2 separate regions of the Homo sapiens genome follow, and region 2 is linked to region 1. A link is a loop called in an ENCODE intact Hi-C map of the cell type or tissue named here. Cell type or tissue: Caco-2. All regions are shown on one strand. Links, peaks and the distances in the headings refer to the core of each region. The heading gives the core; the rest is flanking DNA.

What was found. Peaks named below come from ENCODE experiments on the same cell type or tissue, not always from the same donor. Only the 100,000 strongest peaks of a DNase experiment are listed, where the experiment ranks them.
Region 2: it touches region 1 in a loop (2.7-fold over the local background); 2 of 110 quality-filtered maps call a loop at or near these places.

The regions. Positions count from the first base shown.
Region 1 is chr10:104,205,641-104,216,149 of GRCh38, reverse strand. It overlaps CFAP43 (cilia and flagella associated protein 43), which reads left to right. Exons shown (of 38, transcript NM_025145.7): 4 at 1,724-1,891; 5 at 3,993-4,143; 6 at 8,326-8,485; 7 at 10,120-10,187. Among named protein-coding and RNA genes, the nearest start is that of MIR609, 8.0 kb to the left of the region's middle. In Caco-2, for the core only: a CTCF peak has its summit at 6,381; a DNase peak (open chromatin) is centred at 6,353.
Region 2 is chr10:103,976,731-103,987,239 of GRCh38, reverse strand. The region is part of intron 1 of SLK (STE20 like kinase); the gene reads right to left. Among named protein-coding and RNA genes, the nearest start is that of SLK, 15 kb to the right of the region's middle. In Caco-2, for the core only: a CTCF peak has its summit at 4,380 (motif pointing left); a DNase peak (open chromatin) is centred at 4,399.

The DNA of each region.
Region 1 (10,509 bases), core at 1,533-9,532:
CTGAGGAAGCCATGGCGGTGACTTTAGAACAACTTGCTCAAAAAGTTTGACTCTGAGGAGAGGGGAGAGACATAGAAAGGTAAGACTGAGGGAAGGCTTCTTTTGAGGATGGTATGGATGAGCACTTGTGTGTTGGCAGGAAGAAGTCAGGCTAGAGGGAGAGTTGGAAGATGCAGTTATCCTGAGTAAACCAATGTCCCTAAGAAGGCAAGACTGTGGGACCCAGAGCACAGGTGGTGGAATTGGCCTTAGGTAGGAGGAAGGACACACCTTCCATTGTAAGGGGAGAGGAGGCGGAGAGAACCATGCAGACCCAAATGGGTAGTTATACTTGAGAGCAAGAATTCTCAGCTGATGGCCTCTATTTTATTCATGGGAATCAAAGCCATTTACTGAGATTGAGAAGGGAGTAGAGGGGCTAGAGGTTTCGGGAGAGGGGAGAATATTTTAAATGCCCATTTTAGAGAATGAGAGAGAGAGAACTGGCCAGAGAAACATAGCAGGATTGGAGATCCTATTGAGGGTCTGGTGGGGGGTGGCAACCACAAGTTTATGGTGTCACTGCCATGCACAGTCCTGTAGTCTTTGTTCCCATGTCTCTAGCAGCCCAGGCTTTCAGTTGTCTCCATCCAGGGATGACGGTCTTTGCCAGGTACCTGATGCAAAAAGTCAAAGGATCAAGGGAACCAGAGATTCCAGCAAGAGTGTGGTTGATGTGTTGGGCAGGGCATTTGTGATAGGGAATGAAGGATGAGGGCAGGAGGGAGTGAAAGGCAAGCTAAGCTCAATCAATATTAGCTCCAGTTTCCTAATCACAACTCTGAATGGAGTTCTGGCCCCTCATTTGAGGGCATAGCTCACATTTAATTTTTTTCTTTTCCTTCATCTAGCAAGGGACTTTGTTCATGGTAGGAGTTCAGGATATTCTCTTAAATGGGTAAATGAATAAATCCATTTTAAAATACACCACTTTATTTATTTATTTATTTATTTATTTATTTATTTATTTATTTTTGAGATGGAGTCTTGCTCTGTTGCCCAGGCTGGAGTGCAGTGGCACAATCTTGGCTCACTGCAACCTCCGCCTCCCAGGTTCAAGCGATGCTCCTGCCTCAGCCTCCCAAGTAGCTGGGATTACAGGCGTGTGCCACCATACCCAGCTAATTTTTGTATTTTTAGTAGAGACAGGTTTCACCATATTGGCCAGGCTGGTCTTGAACTCCTGACCTCGTGATCCACCCGCTTTGGCCTCCCAAAGTGCTGGGATTACAGGCGTGAGCCACCGCGCCTGGCACCACTTTAATTTTAAAAACTCAATAAATGATCAATTGGCATCGATGAGAACAGTACCCCCAGATCCATATGGAGTACTCACATGTAGTACTTACAGATTCAGGCACTTACACTTGTTTTGTAGCAAATGTGATGATATATTTCATTTTCTAGGTTTGGCTGAGTTAAATTGCAAAATTATTAAAGAAGATAAAATAGCCTTGGTATAGCATATGACAGTATAGTGTTTTTAAAACATAGTTTTTTTGCTTTCTTAGGATACAATACAATGATAAGCATAATTATTTATAAATTTGACATTAAGGTCATTGATTATATAAATTGTATCATAAATTATATCCCAATTTATGTAAATTAAAAAATAGATAAATGTTCTAAATACATGAAATTCAAATGAACTTTTTTTCATCAAATGCTATTTTTCTCTAAGGAACTGGGAATCGAGTATCATTTTGTGTAAGAAATCACAGCCTGGAATGGATGTGAACCAAATGTCTTTTAACCCCATGAACTGGCGCCAGCTGTGCTTATCAAGTCCAAGTACAGTGAGCGTGTGGACCATTGAAAGAAGTAACCAGGAGCATTGTTTCAGAGCAAGGTAGGAGCCTTTGTTACAACAGTAGCAACATGGTGGTCTTTGTTTGCATTCGTGTAATGTGATTGGGTCAATTTGATGAATTAAGTGGCTTTATACATACATATATATGCATACACACACATACACACACATACGTTCAGCTTATCTTGTTATAACATCTTTCTACATGCGTGATTACCTTGGAGTGGTTGTTTGCATTTCAAAAGAATTCTCTATGACTTGTTTCCCAATTAATTTATTTAAAATATTAAGTTCTCTGAGAGCTTTTTCCAACATGATCTAATTTTCTAAAATTTTATTTGTCCTTACTATTTTAAAACATGCCTGTTGTATAAAAAGGAGAGTTAAGACTTTTGCTATTACTCAGATGCCCTACTGGAATTTCAAAAATAAGAAATGGTTAGATATAGAAAGTATGCAGATTGGCCGAGTGCAGTGGCTCACGCCTGTAGTCCCAGCAATCTGGGAGGCCGAGGCAGGCGGATCACGAGGTCAGGAGATCGAGACCATCCTGGCTAACACGGCGAAACCCCGTCTCTACTAAAAATACAAAAAATTAGCCGGGCATGGTGGCGCATGCTTGTAGTCCCAGCTACTCGGGAGGCTGAGACAGGAGAATCACTTGAACCCAAGAGGTGGAGGTTGCAGTGAGCCGAGATCGTGCCACTACACTCCAGCCTAGGGACAGAGCAAGATTCCATCTAAAAAAAAAAATATGCAGATTATACATTCAGACACATTATCCGCAAGCAAAAGGGTAGTTGTGTATAGTGGAGCCATGGGAGTTACCTGTTTAAATAGAACTGGGTCAAAGAGAAATTCTGTGACAAATGCCGTGGTGATAATGGGTGCTTTTGTTGAGAAAGAGCTCGGAGACTCAAGGTGCTACTGAGCTGACCATTTTCAGTGTACTCCATGAAGTCAAAGTTGAAGAGATGTTGGATCTCTTGATTTTTAAGAGATCTCAAAAGTATTCCCTTGAAATTGCAATTTTGATAAATCGCCTTAAGAGAATCTAAAGCTAGTAAATAAAGCTTTTGAAATGGAGAGCCTTAAGAGAAGCCTTTCTGCTCAGTGCTCTTTATGTCTCAACTTCTTTTTCACAGTAACCCATTGAATAGCCAAATCTGTCTCTAGTGAGAGTTGACAACACTGCACCTTTTAATAAAAGTGGGTGATATCTCTATCAGATCCTTGTGAGGGCAGGCAAGTAATTTATCACACCCTTTTCTCCCTTTGCCTCCCTCAAACGTTCTACTCAAGTTCTGAATACTGAGTTGTGACTTTTCTGTAAGCAAATAAAATGGGAGATAAAACGAGTGGATTGTCCTAGTTCACAAAGCAAGCAGGATTCAAACACACTTCAGCCTTACATTTGAGTAGTAGGTGCTGTTTTTATGTGATTGTTTTTCAAAATTGTTTATCATTTATAAAATCTAGGCAAGGAAGTTTTGAATTTAATGCATGAAACCACAAATTCTCTAAATTAACCTTTATAACCATATTATAAATTAAAAGTAGATATATGATAAATTTGAAAATGAACTCAATATCAGAGATTATAAAAGTAGCTGAATACAGCCTGAATATATGTTTAAATATATATTTATTTTAGTCTACAGTGTTTTTCATTTGAATTAGTTGCCAACATTTAAAGTTTAAGAGATTTCTCATAAATATCCAGGTTATAGTATTCTCTTGAAATTTTGGAATCAAAATTCTCACATGTCAACAACCCTCTTGGCTTGAACTGAGTGGTCCCTGCCACCTTGAGGAGGGACAAATATTTTCCCATTTTCCACTGTCCTCACCAGTCACATATCACCTGCCCGACCCTCATCCAGTATTCAAATTTACAACTCCTGCTTTAGATATTAACTTTCAAAAATTTTTATAATCCCTCAGTACTTAATTTAAAACTGTGTAACTTGTCTTTTTACAACCTGTTATATATTTTTAAATCTATCATTTGGCTTTTATCTTCTTATTTGATTTTTGCAAGTTATAATACCTCCCCACCTCACTTAAACTGATATGCAGTGGTTGCATCAATAAGAAGTTTCTGTTCATCTCATTGTTCTGATGCCTCTTTTGTCTACAGGTCGGTGAAATTACCTCTAGAAGATGGGTCATTTTTTAATGAAACGGATGTCGTTTTCCCCCAGTCGTTGCCGAAAGATCTCATCTATGGTCCCGTGCTGCCACTGTCAGCCATTGCCGGGCTGGTAGGCAAAGAGGCAGAGACTTTCCGGGTAATTACCTGGCACCTCTTCCTGTTTGCCTAATGGGTTGAGGTCTAGGAAGCCTGATCTCATTTGATTGGCATAACCATCCCTTGAGAAATGCAGGATACAGAGGATCATCTTGGTTTTTAATATAGATTAGCCACAGAGACTGTGAGAGATGAAGACTCTGGAGTTTTGAGTTTGGATGACTGGGATGATGACGGCATTGCTAACAGAGACAGGGGGCCCAGGTGTGATTTCCATTTTGGGCATACTCAATTTGGGGTGCAGGGAAGACACCTAGGTGGAGATGCTGGGCAGAAGTTGGGAAAGTGGACCTAGTGTTAGGGAGGAGAGGTGGGACTGTCAGTGTCATTCTCACAGATAGGACGGTGGGAGCACTGAGGGGATGTGATGAGCAAAGAGAGAAAGGGTGCAAGGGAAGAAAAGAGAGCCAGAGCCAGCTGACTGCTGAACTCAGGGGCGAAAGGAATTCTGAGAAGGCGCAGTCACAGAAGTAGGAGCAAACCCGGGAGGGAGGAACAAGGCCGTAGGAAACAGCAGAAGAAAGTTTCAAAAGGGAGTTTGCCAGGTGTTACACACCCATTCATTCATTCATTCATTCAACAGAGATTTATCAAGTTTCTTCTATGGAGCAGACACTGTTTTAAGCAATGGGATTCGCATGGTGGCCAAGCAGGCTCCATGTAATTCTCATGGAGCTTACATTCTTGTCAGGGAGACAGAACTACAACAACAAAAGTAAAGAGTATTGTTCTTTTGTAATAATTATCACATTTTGCAATGATATATTGAATCATTACAAAATGTGGTAATTATTACAACAGAATAAATGGAGACAGGGCAGCAAGGATGGGATGGGCTGGTTAAGGAAGGCCTCTGGGGAGATGACACTTAAGCTAAGATTTGAAGGACAAGGAGGCATTACTCATGTTACAAGCAGGATAAAGAGTGTTTCCTTTGGGAGGCCGAGACGGGTGGATCACGAGGTCAGGAGATCGAGATCATCCTGGTTAACACAGTGAAACCCCGTCTCTACTAAAAATACAAAAAAATTAGCCGGGCATGGTGGCGGACGCCTGTAATCCCAGCTACTTGGGAGGCTGAGGCAGGAGAATGGTGAGAACCCGGGAGGCAGAACTTGCAGTGAGTCGAGATCACGCCACTGCACTCCAGCCTGGGCGACAGAGCGAGACTCCGTCTCAAAAAAAAAAAAAAAAAAAAAAAAAGAGTGTTTCACGTGGAAGGACCTGCATGTGCAAGGCCCTAAGGGAAAAAGAGAACTTGGTATGTGTAAGGAACTGAGAAAAGATGCATATGGCTGGAGCATGATAAATGAAGTGGAAGTGAGGTGTGGGGTGCTATTCAAGAGACAGGCAGGGAACAGAGGGCAGCACCTGCAAGACCTTTGGGATGAAGGGAGAAGCTCCACTTTTTTGGCCCTCTTGAACCTGCTATGCTTTACCCTTGTGTTAAAAATTAGCTGGGCATGATGGCAGATGCCTGCAATCCCAGCTACTCGGGAGGCTGAGGTGGGAGAATCACTTGAAGCCGGGAGGCGGAGGTTGCAGTGAGCCAAGATTGCACCATTGCACTCCAGCCTGGGTGACAGCGAGACTCCGTCTCAAAAACTAAACTAAGCTAAACTAAAATAAAAATAATTCAGTGTGAAGATTAGTTCATTCAAAAATCTCTGTGGCAAGCAAGAGAAAGGGTTACATGCCCTTAATATTTCCTCTAATGAATGTCAATGATTCACCTTTTTAAATTATGGAAAGAGATTATAGTCAATCTCCTGCATTCGTGGGTTCCACTTCTGTGTATTCAACCCACTGCAGATCAAAAATATTCAGAAAAAAGTTGTATGGTTGCATCTGTACTGAATATATACACACTTTTATTTCTTCTCGTTATTTCCTAAACAATATAGTATAACAACTATTTATAAAACATTTACATTGTATTAGGTATTATAAGTAACCTAGAGATGACTTAAAAGTATATGGGAGAAAAAATAAAATAAAATAATTAAAAATAAAGAAAAAATTTACAGGGGGATGTATGTAGGTTATATGGAAATACTATGCCATTTTATGTAAGGAACTGGAGCATCCACAGATTTTGGTATCAGTGGGGGGTCCTGGAACCCATCCCCTGTGGATACTGTAGTTCCTTTTATAGCACAGGTCTCAGCCTTGGAGATATAACTGCATTCAGCCACAGTGGGGCAGCAAAGGAAGAACAAAGAGATCAGCCATCAAGGTTTGCAACTCAAATTTTTCTATGTTTAGTATTTGGTGCCAGAGCCCCTAAATTTCTACTCTCTCAAATTGGGTTTTTCTGGGCAGAAAATATGTGTAGGAGCCCTTATATTTCACATTTTGTACAAACATAACGAACTCTGCATAAAACATTTAAAATTCAGGCAATTGTCCTTGTCATTTGAGAAATGCTATGAAATGCCTTCTTTAAATACTCAAATGTGGAGTTATTATTTTAAAATGCTCATAATAGACATCTTTATTTTAAAACCTTTTTTATTTGTATAAATTTAAGGGGTACGCCTGCAGTTTTGCTATGTGGATATATTGTCTGGGCAGACATCTTTATTTCCTAGGACTTGTGCACTCAGTGTATTTTAAATTTTTCTGAAAGCAGAAATGTAATATTATAGTTTGACAACCCTAAATCATTCATGGATTATTAATAAAGCCATATATTTTGTATTTAAGTTAGACATTTTCCCAGTAGTTTACTTTTTCATTTTGTAGCAAAATAAAGTGAGGAAAATGTTTAAAACATTAATTAATGTCTGTACAATGAGTGAAAGCATAACCAAAAATAGATCTCAAATGTCTTGATTCTATTCCCTCCTTCAATGTCATTTCTTGTGACCTGGGTACCAATGGCAAGGGAATCAATAATGACTCGATCTGTATAAGGTCTTAAAAATGGATAAGTTGTGGACTTTTAAAAAATTACAAACATCAAATAATCCCATTATCTATTCATAGCTAATGCCAGAAGGGTACATTACAGGACTTTAAATAGCCCTGAGTCACATTACACAACTTATTTAGGGCGTTAGAAATGTATCCAGTTTTAAGTCGTAGCATGGGGGAAATCAAAGGCAGATGTTATCTGGGCAGAAATTGGATCCAAGATCATGAACTTAATCTCAAGTGTCTAATTTCTATTTTCCATCTACCTTTTTAATTTTTTCAAACAGATGTTGCTAAATAGGAATCTCTTTTAGAGACTCAAATATTTTGAAATATATATGGATTTTTACATTTTCTAAAGCAGGATTAAATTGGACTGCAATTTTTCATGTTTTGTCATCATGTGATCAAAATGATTTCTGATTCTAGAGGACTGAAAAAGGAGATGATATTATCAACAAACATTTCTAAACACTACTGGTACCCTTTATTTTTAAATATCTCAGAATTATAAACTATTGTTTCTGCTTACATAATCCATATACTCACATTCATTTTTAAATGTCATCAAATATATTTATTGATGAAAAAGTAATAGGAAGACAAGCCCAGGTTTGTCTTAAAGAAAAAAAAGCCACATACAATACTAGTTTAACATACCAAGGCCAGAAAATTTCAAATTTTAATCTTCACATTTTGTTTTATACACACAGATTCACTGGTATTGTGCAAATGAGAGACATGGTGTTTTGTTGTTGTTTTGTTTAAGATTTTGATCCTATTGTCATTTCAGTTAAGTCTGTCTTTGTGATTTATAGTTTAAGGTTAGATGTCATAAAAAAAACTCAGGAAACTTTTCAATAATGGTGATAACGGTGAATAACTCTCTTCCTTATGAGTCAAATCTCAATCAGACACCACAGAAGTGTCACTATTCAGCAGCAGTTTAATTTTTTGGAGTGGGAAAGGTGGTTTGCCTTTTTCTTGATCCACTGGGTGACCAGATTGTTACCCAACTATTTATTTTCTAACTATCTAAGGCTATGAGGGCATGAAAGGTACAAATAATAAATTAAAGTCAGTCTGTCCTTAAAAAAAATTATTATGATGAATGCTCAATGTTCCTATGTTTTCTGCGTCTATGGGGTTAAGTATGGTTCCTTTTTGTCAGTTGTTCTGGTGAGTATTTCTCAGGCTTTTAGCCGTGATTGTTTTCTTAACACAAGGTTTTATTCTCTCCCTGAAGCCGAAAGATGATCTATATCCTTTGCTTCACCCGACTATGCATTGCTGGACTCCAACAAGTGACTTGTACATTGGCTGTGAAGAGGGTCATCTTTTAATGATTAATGGAGACACCTTGCAAGTGACTGTACTTAATAAGATAGAAGAGGAATCGCCATTGGGTAAGAAACTGTCCTACTTCATATTCCTGTATAGCCATGGGTGTTGGTTTTTTTGGTTTTCCCTATTTTTCTCTTTCTTGGAGACATCTTTGAATCCTCCTTCTTCTTAATCCTCTGGCTGTTACTGTGCTGTTGGCATTCTACCATCACTTTATATGCATATTTCATGTAATCCTCAGAACAACATTATGAGGAGAGACACCTTAATCTCCACGATACAGAAGAGATATGTTAGGAAACATGGCCCAGTCCACGTAAACTGTGGAGCTGACACCTGAACCCAGGCAATAATACCTCAGAGTCCAAGTTCTTGGCTACTGTGCTGTATCCTTTTCTATACATATGCCCATTCTGCTTAGTCTGCTAATCATACCCTTTCCTGCCCCCACCCCAACCCTTTTCTCCAGGCTGATCATCTGTTAAGCCCAAAAGCCATCTTGAAAATTACCTTTCTATTGCTCGGTTAGAGGTGTTGTTTTTTTGGTTTTTTTTTAGACAGAGTCTCATTCTGTCACCCAGGCTAGGATGCAGTGGTGCAATCTTGGCTCACTGCAACCTCCGCCTCCTGGGTTCAAGCGATCTCGTGTCTCAGCCTCCCAGGTACCTGGAATTATAGGCACACACTACCACGCCTGGCTAATTTTTGTATTTTTAGTAGAGATGGGGTTTCGTCATGTTGGCCCGGCTGATCTTGAACTCCTGACCTCAAGTGATCTGCCTGCCTTGGCCTCCCAAAGTGCTGGGATTACAGGCAGGAGCCACCACACCCTGCCATATTGCTCAGCTAGAATTTGAAAGATAACCTGATCTATTCTGCCCTAGATATAGTGTCTATTCCTGACCCTATCAGCTGTGGCCATGGTTGGGCCTGGGCCACAGGAGCCACTGTCCACTCATTGAGCAGTAGATGTAGACCCTGGGAGGAGGGGGCCTTGCCAAGACAAGCTCCTCAAACCTGTCCAAAGCACTCTCTATTTCAATTGCTCTTACTATTTCACACCTTGATTTCTGTAACAACTTTAGGATGGACTTCACTGACCTTAATCTACATCTGACCCAATCTATGCAGTTTATCTCTGTCAAATTGCCTCTTTGAAGGCCACTTTTAACACCCAGCTCAAGAACTGCTCTGCCTTGATTTCACGCTCTCCCTAATCTGATCCTACCTACTCCATTAATATTATTTCCAACTATGCCCTGGTATGAGTTTTCTGAGCCAGTCATTTATTTTCACCATTTCACAGACATGCCTCTAGCCCATTCCCTTGGCACTTACTGTCTCTGAATCTGCCAATGCCCAGCTCAAATACCACCCCCTCCAGCAAGTTTTCCCCATTGCATTGTCCCTCATCTGCCTTTTTTCCTATTCTCTGACTCACTTTCCCTGTAAAACTGAGGCCATGAGGTTTCACTTCCCTCCCAACTCCCTTTCTCTCTTCCCTTTACTCCTACTATACCCTCCAGCCTTGCTCCTCTCTCTAATCTAGCATCTATGTTAGTTACATAGATCTGATGATAGAGAATTCAAAAACAACTTATAAGATTTACATCAGTAAAAGTAGCTTTTATTATTCATTGTTACATTGTACTTTTAATTACGTCACCTGCTTTACCTTGTTTTTCTTTTCCAGAAGACAGAAGAAATTTTATCAGTCCAGTAACCTTGGTATATCAGAAGGAGGGCGTGCTGGCTTCTGGAATTGTAATGTATTCTTTTTTTCAAATTAATTGGTTTAAAGAAAATTCACAATTCCCATTTGTTGCCATTTACTATTATGAGCCATATTTTAGGATGTCAGATCTGTCACATTATTAATTAAAATGGTTTCCTCTTTGGGTACTATTAAAAAGGATTTATTATGAATAGCTTCAAATCTATACAAAATAGAGGGGACGATATAATGAACTACCATATATTACTGCAAACAAACACAAATAGAATTTAAAAATCCATTGCCCTTCCGCAATGAAAAAATACCTAATATCTGTAACCCAATTCCATGCTCATTTCTACACTTAATGTA
Region 2 (10,509 bases), core at 879-8,878, 230 kb after region 1:
TATTGATTATACCAACAATGATATCATTTGGTTTAATATAAATAATAAAAGTTACATTAAAAGAATAGTGCCTCAAATTATTGCTTGAAAATAACATGATTACTCATCAGGATCTAGTTCTAAAAAACTTTAAAAAAACAAAACTGAAATAAATATTTACAAGTGTGTGACACTATTCTCTACACTAATATAACTGGGACATAAAGTATTTTTAAAAAAGAGCTTATCTACCTAATATCTAAAGGCATAAAAACTCTTCACATAGGCCAGGCGTGGTGGCTCATGCCTGTAATCCCAGCACTTTGGGAGGCCAAGGCGGGCGGATCACAAGGTCAGGAGTTCAAGACCAGCCTGGCCAACATGGTGAAACCCCATTCCTACTAAAAATACAAAATTAACCAGGCATGGTGGCGGATGCCTGTAATCCCAACTACTTGGGAGCCTGAGGCAGCAGAATTGCTTGAACCCAGGAGATAGAGGTTGCAGTGAGCCGAGATCGTGCCATTGCACTCCAGCCTGGGCAACAGACCAAGACTCTGTCTCAGGGAAAAAAAAAAAAAAAAAAAAAAAACTCTTCACATAAAGGCTTAATGAAATAACTAAACCCGGGGTTCCCCAACCACAGGGCCACAAACCAGTACCAGTCCACGGCCTGTTAGGAACCAGGCCGCATAGCAGGAGATGAGCAGCAGGCAAGTAAGCAAAGCTTCATCTGTATTCAGAGCCACTCCCCATTGCTCACAATACCACCTGAGCTCTGTCTCCTGTCAGATGAGCAGCAGCATTAGCTTCTCAGAGGAGCATGAACTCTATCGTGAACTGTGAACCCTATTGTGAACTGCGTATGTGAGGGATCTAGGTTGTGTGCTCCTTATGAGAATCTAACGCCTGATGATCTGTCACTGTCTCCCATCAGCCCAAGATGGGAACATTTAGTTGCAGGAAAACAAGCTCAGAGCTCCCACTAATTCTATATTATGGTGAGTTGTGTAATTATTTCATTATATATTACAATGTAGTAATAATACAAACAAAGTATACAATAAACATAACACACTTGAATTATCCCCAAAACATCCCCGCATCCAGTCTGTGGAAAAGTTGTCTTCCATGAAACCAGTCCCTGGTGCCAAAGAGGATGGGCACTACTGAACTAAACAAATGTTAAAAACAAAAATGGAATAACAAATCCCAATCTTAATTTAAAAATATAACTTCTGTTGATAAAAAGATTTCAAATATCAGTCATGATCACCTAAAATCACTGTTTTTATTTTCATGAATCATCAGTAGAGCTTGGCCACATTACATAAACAAATGAGGGATACTGGGAAACATAAGTTGTCTGAAAGTTCCATACTGGTTTCATATTCTAAAAAAATTACACCCTCATATTACTCTTGTTTGAACAGAAGGTATTCCCTGGGTGGTGAGTACAGGAATAATTTTTAAATCTTCATTTATTTTCTTTCTATATTTTTACATTTTCTAACATTATATAGTATTTCATAGTGAAGAATATATTTTAATAAAATTTTTAGCTGGAAACTGAAAGACCAGCACAGAAAACAGAGATGATTTCAGTCCCACAGAGGTGTTAGTCAATCAAAGGCAAACAAACAAACAAACAAAAAATATGTAAGATAAATACAAAAGGAATCTAAAAAACAAGGAATAAAAAGAAAAAATAATCACTGGGACTGATTCTATCAATCTGGTTGATTTCATCTCAAGGCTGAGGTATTCTTCCCCCCACCAAAAGAAGAAGAGCCTAATTGTCCAGTGTGTAAGAACATTTAACCATAAAATGTAAAAACTAAACAACTCAAATTGTTCACGAACAACTCAAAATGTTCATGAACATCCACTACAAGGCACTGGTCCAAGCTGCAGAAAACACAAAGACAAACAACACCCCAGCGAAATGTGCTCTAGAAAAGAAACGTAATACAGCCGTCCCCTCTATCCCCAGGGAATACATCCCAAGACCCCCAGAGGATGCTGGAAACCTTGGATAGTACTAAACCCTATGTATACTATGTTTTTTCCTTGCATACATACTTATGATAAAGTTTAATTTATAAATTAGGCACGGTAAGAGACTAACAACAATAATAATAAAATAGAACAACTGTAACAATATACTATCATAAAAATTATGTGAATGATGTCTCTCAATACATCTTACTGTACTGTACTCACCTATTTTCAGACTGCAGGTAAATAAAACCATGGAAAGTGAAACCTCGGATAAGGGGGAACTACTGCATAAAAATCTATTAAAAATCTTGGTCAAATCTTGACCAAAAGAGTTGATCTGCTGAAATCCATTCATTCTTCCAACAAATACTTACTGAGTGCCTTCTATATGTTAGGTTACTGTTCTAGATGCTGACAATGTGCAAATATGCAAAATCTCTCTGTGCTGGGGTACTTACAATTTTGGGGAGTGGACAGTCAACAAATAAATCAGTATATTAGCAATTAGTACTGTGGGAAAAAGTAAACTAATAAGAAAGATGAGAAGGCTGAGCGCGGTGGCTCATGCCTGGAATCCCAGCACTTTGGAAGGACGAGGTGGGCAGATCACTTGGGCCCAAGAGTTCGAGACCAGCATGGACAAATGGCGAAATACTGTCTCTACCAAAAAATACAAAAATTAGCACGGTGTGGTGGTGCACGCCTGTAATCCCAGCTACTCAGGAGGCTCAGGCACAAGAATCACTTGAACCCAGGAGGGAGAGGTTGCAGTGAGCCAAGATTGCACCATTGCGCTCCAGCATGGTTGACAGACTGAGACTCTGTCTCAAAAAACATAAAATAAGATGAGGAAATGGGGTATGAGAGCACACAGGCCAGAGTTTACAACTTAAATAGGGTAGTTAAGTTAGGTCTAACCGAGGTGATATTTGAGCATATTAATATCAATAAAATTCAATGATTATTTTAATGTTTTTACCTATATAAATTGGAAATATTAGTATTTTGCAAAGAAATCAGTAAGAAAAATCTCAAATTATTTCAAGTATGTTATCGTATATAGTAATATCCATCGTGCTATTAGAAGAGGCACTGTTCTCTGCACTTTCCATTTAGTAACTTATTTAATCCTTGTATCAGTTAGGGTCCAGACAGGAGGAAAATCACATTGATTATTTTAATAGAGAAATTTAATAAAAACAATGACTAACTCTGTTGCCAACTGAAAAAATAATACAAAGGATCAGGGAGGTAACAACTACAGGCAAAAGCTACCACCCCTAGGACTATGGGAACAAAGGGAAAAGATTGGAATTATTAAAATTCAGAAGCTTGGAGGAAGGGTTCCACAGAGCTGAAACTCAGACGGACCTCTGAGGACAGAGTGCTGCTCAGCTGGTGCTGTTGTCTCTGAAGAGGGGTCCTGTGAGACTGCGACCCAAACTTTTGAGGAACAGGGTACCAGCCAACTGGTGCTGGTGTTATGAAGGGTTATGATGAGGTTAGTTCTGTGAGTGTTGGAAAAACTACAAACTGTATTCAACAGCTGCTACAGAAAGAAACTGCTGATGCTGGAGCAAAAAAAAAAAAAACCTCTACAAGGGTGATGGTCAAAGTAACAAGCAGACAGGAAGTTCACAGGAAACAAGACAAAGGTGTAAGTCATTTCTTCCTCCTTCTCCTTGCAGCCTCCCTCTAGTGCCCTATACTTTTGAAACAGAAATGAGCTGCTAGCAAGGCAGAAATGTGATCTGCAGTCTTTGAACCAGCATCACAAAGCATAGAAGGGCGTATTTGGAACTGAGATTAAGAACTGGCATAATCCTTCAAAACCTATGAGCAACACAGATGGGAGAGCTAAGGTACAGAGTAGAGTAAACGTTTGGGTAATAAATATCCAAAGTTCCAAAAAGCTATTAAGTGAAGAGAGAGGAAACCGCACTGAAGGAAGCATATACTTTTAGACTGTTCATACTGTTATCTGTTTTAAATTACATGCAAATTATGGTGATCTTTTCAGTCCTGCTAAGATTTTGGTAGGAACAAGTATCAATATTAAAAAAGAATAAAATCATTCATCATCATTTAGCAAACACACAGAGTTAATTCTCATTATTTGTGGTAGTTATGTTTTATAAAATCACTGCAAGCACTGAATTAGCGACTACTGAAACATTGTTCATAGGGAAAACCATGCACATACACACACCCCTCACATAGATTATTATATTCTTAAATCCTGAAAACAATTCATCCAGGGAGATTCTCCTTTCTTTATTTTACAAAAGAGAAATGAGGTGTATAAGTGTTAAGTGACTTGCGGAAGGCCATCCCAAAAACAGATGTCAGACTTGGGATTCAAACCCTATCCAACTGGCCCCCACAGCCAGACCTTCTTGCACTTCACTACACTGCCCTCTGCTGTCTCCGTCCTCTGGTCATCTCTTCATGAGAGGTGAAATCAAGGCAGTGTCACCTTGTTCAAGTTTAGCTGGGAATGTGCTTGCTAGAGGAGTCAAATTTTTTTGCAGCTTTGCGCATACACACAAATAACCAAGTAAGTGCCGCAAGTATAGATTTTAGGACTACAAGTAAACTTTAACAAGTAGGCAAATTCACAAATACAAAATCTGCAAATAATGAGGATCGACTGTACATATTCTTTCTGTAATTTCTGTAAAATATTACAGAAATTCCAAGGATTATGTCATTTCCTGAAATCTGCAAAAGAGAAAGAAATATACTTTATATTCTCCTTATATTTTCTTCACATTCCCAAACTCTATTTTATTTATATTGTTCTGGTTAGGTATTCAAAATTTAGTCACTGGTCAGTCAAAATATAGCAACAAAATGGTGTCAGTAATAAGTTAAATTTGGCTAAGTCTGCAGTTTCCAAAATGTTTTACCAATTCTCAGATCACACAGTTTTCCTGCTTATTGCAAGGACTTATTGACTCTGAGCAGCATGAATATGCAGAAACAAACACAACTGTGTAATAAAGAAGCTGAGGAAATGTGCATAGATTGCATAGTTGGAAAAGATGAAAAACAGAACACAAAAAGACAATTTCAAAAATATATTTTAAAATAAGACAAAAAATGTACCACGTCTGGAAATTAATTCAAGAAAAATAAAGACTTTTAAATAGTAAGGAAAACAATCCCATTTACGATAGCATCAAAGAGAATAAAACACTTGGGAATTAACTTAACCAAGGAGATGAAAGACTTGTACAATGAAAACTAAAAAATCAATGCTGGAAGAAATCAAAGACATAAATAAAAACACATCCCATGTTCATATATTGGAGGCCTAATATTGTTAAAATGTCAATACTACCCAAAGCAATCTACAGATTCAATGCAATCCCTATCAAAATCTCAATGACATTTTTTGCAGTAATAGAAAACCCTATCCCAAAATTCACATGGAATCTCAATGGACCCTGAATAGCCAAAATAATCTTGAAAAAGAACAAAGCTTGAAGACTCACACTTCCTGATTTCAAACTTACTACGAAGCTACAGTAATCAAAACAGTGCAGTCCTGAAATATAAACCAATGGAATAGAGACCAGAAAAAAAAAAACTGGCATATATATGGTCTAATGATTTTTGGCAAGGGTTCCAAGACCAGTCAATGAGAAAAGGACAGTCTTTTCAAAAAATGGTACTGGGAAATCTGAATATCCACATGTGAAACAGTGAAGTTGGACCCTTACCTAACACCATAAACAAAAATTAACTCAAAATGGACCAAAGAAAAACCTAAATGTAAGACCTAAAACTATAAAACTCTCAGAAGACAGCATGAGGCAAAAGCTTTATGATACTGGACTTGACAATGAATTCTGAGATATGACACTAAAGCACAGGCAACAAAAGAAAACACGGAACTGGACTTGATGAAAATTGTAAAATGTTATACATTTTAAAAGACAATATTACAGTAAAATGGCAACCTATAAAGTGACAGAAAATATTTACAAATCATGTATCTGATGAGGATTAATATCCAGAATATACAGACAACTCCTAAAACTCAACAACAACAACAACAACAACAAAAAAAACCCACAACTAGCCCAATTCAAAAATAGGCAAAGGAGCCGAACAGGTATTTCTCCCAGGAAGATATACAAATGGCCAATAAGCACATGAAAAGATGCTCAACGTCACTAATATTAGAGATATATAAGTCAAAACTATATAAGTACCACCTTACACCCACTAGGATGACTATTACTTTAAAAAAGAATGAAAAGAACAAGTATAGGTAAAGATGTGGAGAAATTAGAACTCTTGTGCACAAATCGATGGAAATGTAAAATTGGTACAGCTACAGAAAACAATATGGCAGTTCCCCCAAAAAATTAAAAATAGATTCCTACAAGATCCAGGAATCCCACTCCTGGGTATATACCCTAAAAAACTGAAAGCAGGGTCTCAAAGAGATACTTGTACACCCACGTTCGTAGCTAAATACACAACAGCTAAAACATGCAAGCAATCCAAGTGACATCAATAGATGAGTGGATAAGAAAAATGTGTATATACATACCACAAATATTATTCAGCCTTAAAAAGGAAGGAAATTCTAACATATGCTATGACATGGATGAACCTTAAGGCTCATTACGCTAAAGGAACTAAGTCACAAAATGATAAATACTGTATGATTCCATTTAATGAGGTACTTAGGATAGTCAAAATCATGGTATCAAAAAGTAGAAGAACAGTTGCCTAGGGCAGGAGGAAGGAAGAAATAGGAAGTTACTGTTTAACACGGTAGAGTTTCATTTTAAAAGATAAGAGGCATGATGGACAGACAGTGGTGACAGTTGCACATTACGAATGTATTTAATACCACTGAACTAGACATTTAAAAATCATGACGATGGTGAATCTTCACAGGATATAAAAAATAGTCAAGACAGTAAATTTTATGTGTATTTTACTACAATTAAAAAATTGAAAAATAAATGTGCACAAATTTTGTAATTTCAAAATAAGCATTAATAAATAATCATTTGTTTTGCTCTAACAATTCTCCTAAAAATTTAACCTAAGAGAATGTCATGGAAATATACTATGTGCGTACGGACATCCATTATATGATGGAAGCATTGCAAAGCAGTAAGAAAAGGACGGTCTTTAAAGTACATGGTGCTGGGACAACTGGGTATCTACATAGAAAAAATAAAATTCGGTCCTTACCTCACTCTATAAGCAAAAATCAACACCAGTTTAATTACACACCTAATGTAGAAGGCAATACCATAAAACTTTACAAAGATAACACAGCAGGATATCTTCACCATCTTGGTTAGGAAAGAATTTCTTAAGACAAAAACATTAGCCATGTAGGGAAAAGTTAATAAATTGGACTATATTAAAACTTAAAATGTCTACACAAAAAAAGAAAATCCTAAAGAGAGTGAAAAGATAAACCACAATGCAAAAGAAAATATGTGCCTCATATATAACGGACAAAGGATAAGTATCCAAAATGTATAATGACCCCCATAAATCAATAAGAAAAAGAAAGAGAGCCCAAAAGACTTTAACAATCACTTCAGAGAACAGGAAATCCAAATGGCCAATAAACATATGAAAATGAGCTCAACCTCATTAGTAATCAGGGACGATATTACTTCACATCCATCAGGGCACAGACCAAAAAAAAGCAGGCCAGAAAAAAGATTCTATCAAGGTTAATTTAAAGATCCAAAATCAGATATGGTATGCTAGTTTCTTGGCCATTCTTTATAAAACTTTGGCAGGATACTCTGAAATAAATTATGTAATATTACTTTATCTTTAAATGTGAATAAGCCATATCACAGATCTTTAAAATTTTAAGAGACTTTATAAAGCTCATGCCATACAACATACCAACTGGAAATAAAACATGCTTTACAAGCAAAAATAAAATATCTTGGCTGGATACGGTGGCTCACGCCTATAATCCCAGCACTTTGGGAGGCCAAGGCAGGCGGATAGCTTAAGCCCAGGAGTTGGGGACCAGCCTGGCCAACAAGGCGAAACCCCATCTCTACTAAAAAATACAAAAATTAGCTGGGTGTGGTGGCGGGCGCCTGTAATCCCAGCTACTCCAGAGGCTGAGGCATGAGAATCACTTGAACGTGGGAAGCGGAGGTTGCAGTGAGCCAAGATCGCGGCACTGCACTCCTGCCTGGGCGACAGAGTGAGACCCTGTCTCAAAAAAATATTAAAATTAAAATTAATAAAATATCTTGATTTCCAGTACATTTCTTTAAAATTGAGATGCTAAAATGACAACATACAAAGAGAAATGAAATTTATTAACTTTGCTCACACTTTCCAAGAAAGGAGGAAGGGATGGAAGGAGGGATGATTCAAATACCTTCCCTTTCTAAAGAAAGCACTCAAATTAACTAATATTTCAGCATTGATTTATAGGAAGAAATGTGAGCTGATAAGCTGGTAAATTGGAAAAGTTGATCATCTTATAAATTAAAAGAACAATAAAATATTGTTTTTATACTCCATATGTACATTCAGTAGTTATATCCTTACAGATAAAAAACACGTTAGTAAGAAACACAGGGATATAAAATAAATGCCCTGGTCTTGACATTTTTCTTCCCATTATCTTGAGATGAGATTATCACTTAAAAACTACTTCTGAAAATGATTGCTCTTTAAGGAAAAAAAATATATATTCACTGAATCGATTAGTTCTTTTGTTAAAATTTTTTCTGAAATTTCAAAACCATCTCAGTTCTCATTTTGGTACATAAAAGTGACAGATTTTTATAATAAAAAGGCAACATTTCATACAGTAACAGCAATAGCATCTTATATTCAAGCAGAAGTGTACCTTGACATAGAGACACTGGCAAAATAAGAATTAACTGCTTCTGTTACAGAGTTATGTTAAAGATCTGTGTGAATTTAAATACAGATTTACAAATAAGAAACATGGGAATAAAGTAATATGCCACTTTATCTAGAAGTCTATGTCAGCACATAAACAATAACTTTCTGGTAGAAAACAGAAAACTAAGAAGGAAAGTTTAAAACTTTAAAATTGTGCCAGAAAATATATTATAAAATAATTCACTAAATTACTAACATTTCCAATGTCGAATTATTTAGAATTGTTCAGGAAGGATTAATCAACATAATTAGACAAGTGAAAAAAACAAAGGTACAAATACTTGAAAGAAGAGAAAATCCTTAAGAAAATGAAAAAGAGAAACAGATAATGAATGGATAAATGGATGAATGGATGGATAGACGTGTGTAATAAAGTCAGTATAGCAAAATATGAACAGCTGTAGAATCTAGGTAGTTGATATGTGTATGTTCTCTATACAACTTTTTTTACATATCAACATTTTTATAGGATTGAAAAACTTCAATGTTGAGGGGAAAATAAACAATAAGAGCACTCAATAAGGTTAAGATATTATAGAATAGTAATTAATAGCTTTCTTATATCCAAACAATAATTGCAAAACATAATGGAAGAACTATCCCATTCAAAATAGTAGCTGGAAAGATAAACTATCAAGGCAAAAATTTAACAAGGAAATGCAGAACTTATATGAAAAAATATTAAAATTTTAAGAGATAATAGTTGTTTGCTGTTGTTGTTTGAGACGAGGTCTTGCTCTGTCACCAAGGCTGGAGTGCAGTGGCACAATCACAGCTCACTGCAGCCTCCACCAAGTTCAAGGGATCCTCCCACTTCAGCCTCTCCAGCAGCTGTGACCACAGGTGAGTGCCATCATGCCCAGCTAAGTTTTTTTACTACTTTCCGTAGACATGGGGTCTCGCTATGTTGCCCAGGCTGTTCTTGAATTCCTGGGCTCAAGCAATCCTACTGCCTCAAACTTATAAAGTGCTGGGATTACAGGCATGAGTCACTGCACCTGGCCAGATAACAGTTTTTATTGAGGTTTTGGGGCAAGCAAAAATAGAGTTTGTTCATTCTGTTTATTTTCAACCTTTGTTTTCTAATAAATTTATTTTCTAATTTAAAAATACCTCTATGGATCAGGAAAAAGAATTAAATAAATGAAAAGCAATCTACATTGTGGAAAAAGGACCTCATATCCTACAAATCATTAAGGAAAATATAAATAACCAAAAATTTTAATAGACAAATGAATAACACAGATGAATCCTGAAAAATTACACTCAACCAGTGGTGCTGATTTTGCCATCCAGGAGACATTTGGCAATGTCTGGAAGTATTTTAGGTTGTCACAAAGGGGTAGGGTCAGGGATGCATCCTACAGTGCATAGGACAGCCCTCCACAAAAAAGGATTATCCTGTCCAAAACGGCTGTAGTGCCAACACTGAGAAACCCTGTGCTAAGTGCAAAAAGCCATACATATTAAGAATACATATTGTATGTTTCCACTTATTAAAAAATTCTAGAAAAGGCAAAATTACAGAGCCATTCCGAAAGCAAGTAAGGGCTATCTTGAGCTTGGTGTGGGAATAGAGACAGACTGCAAAATAGGCACATG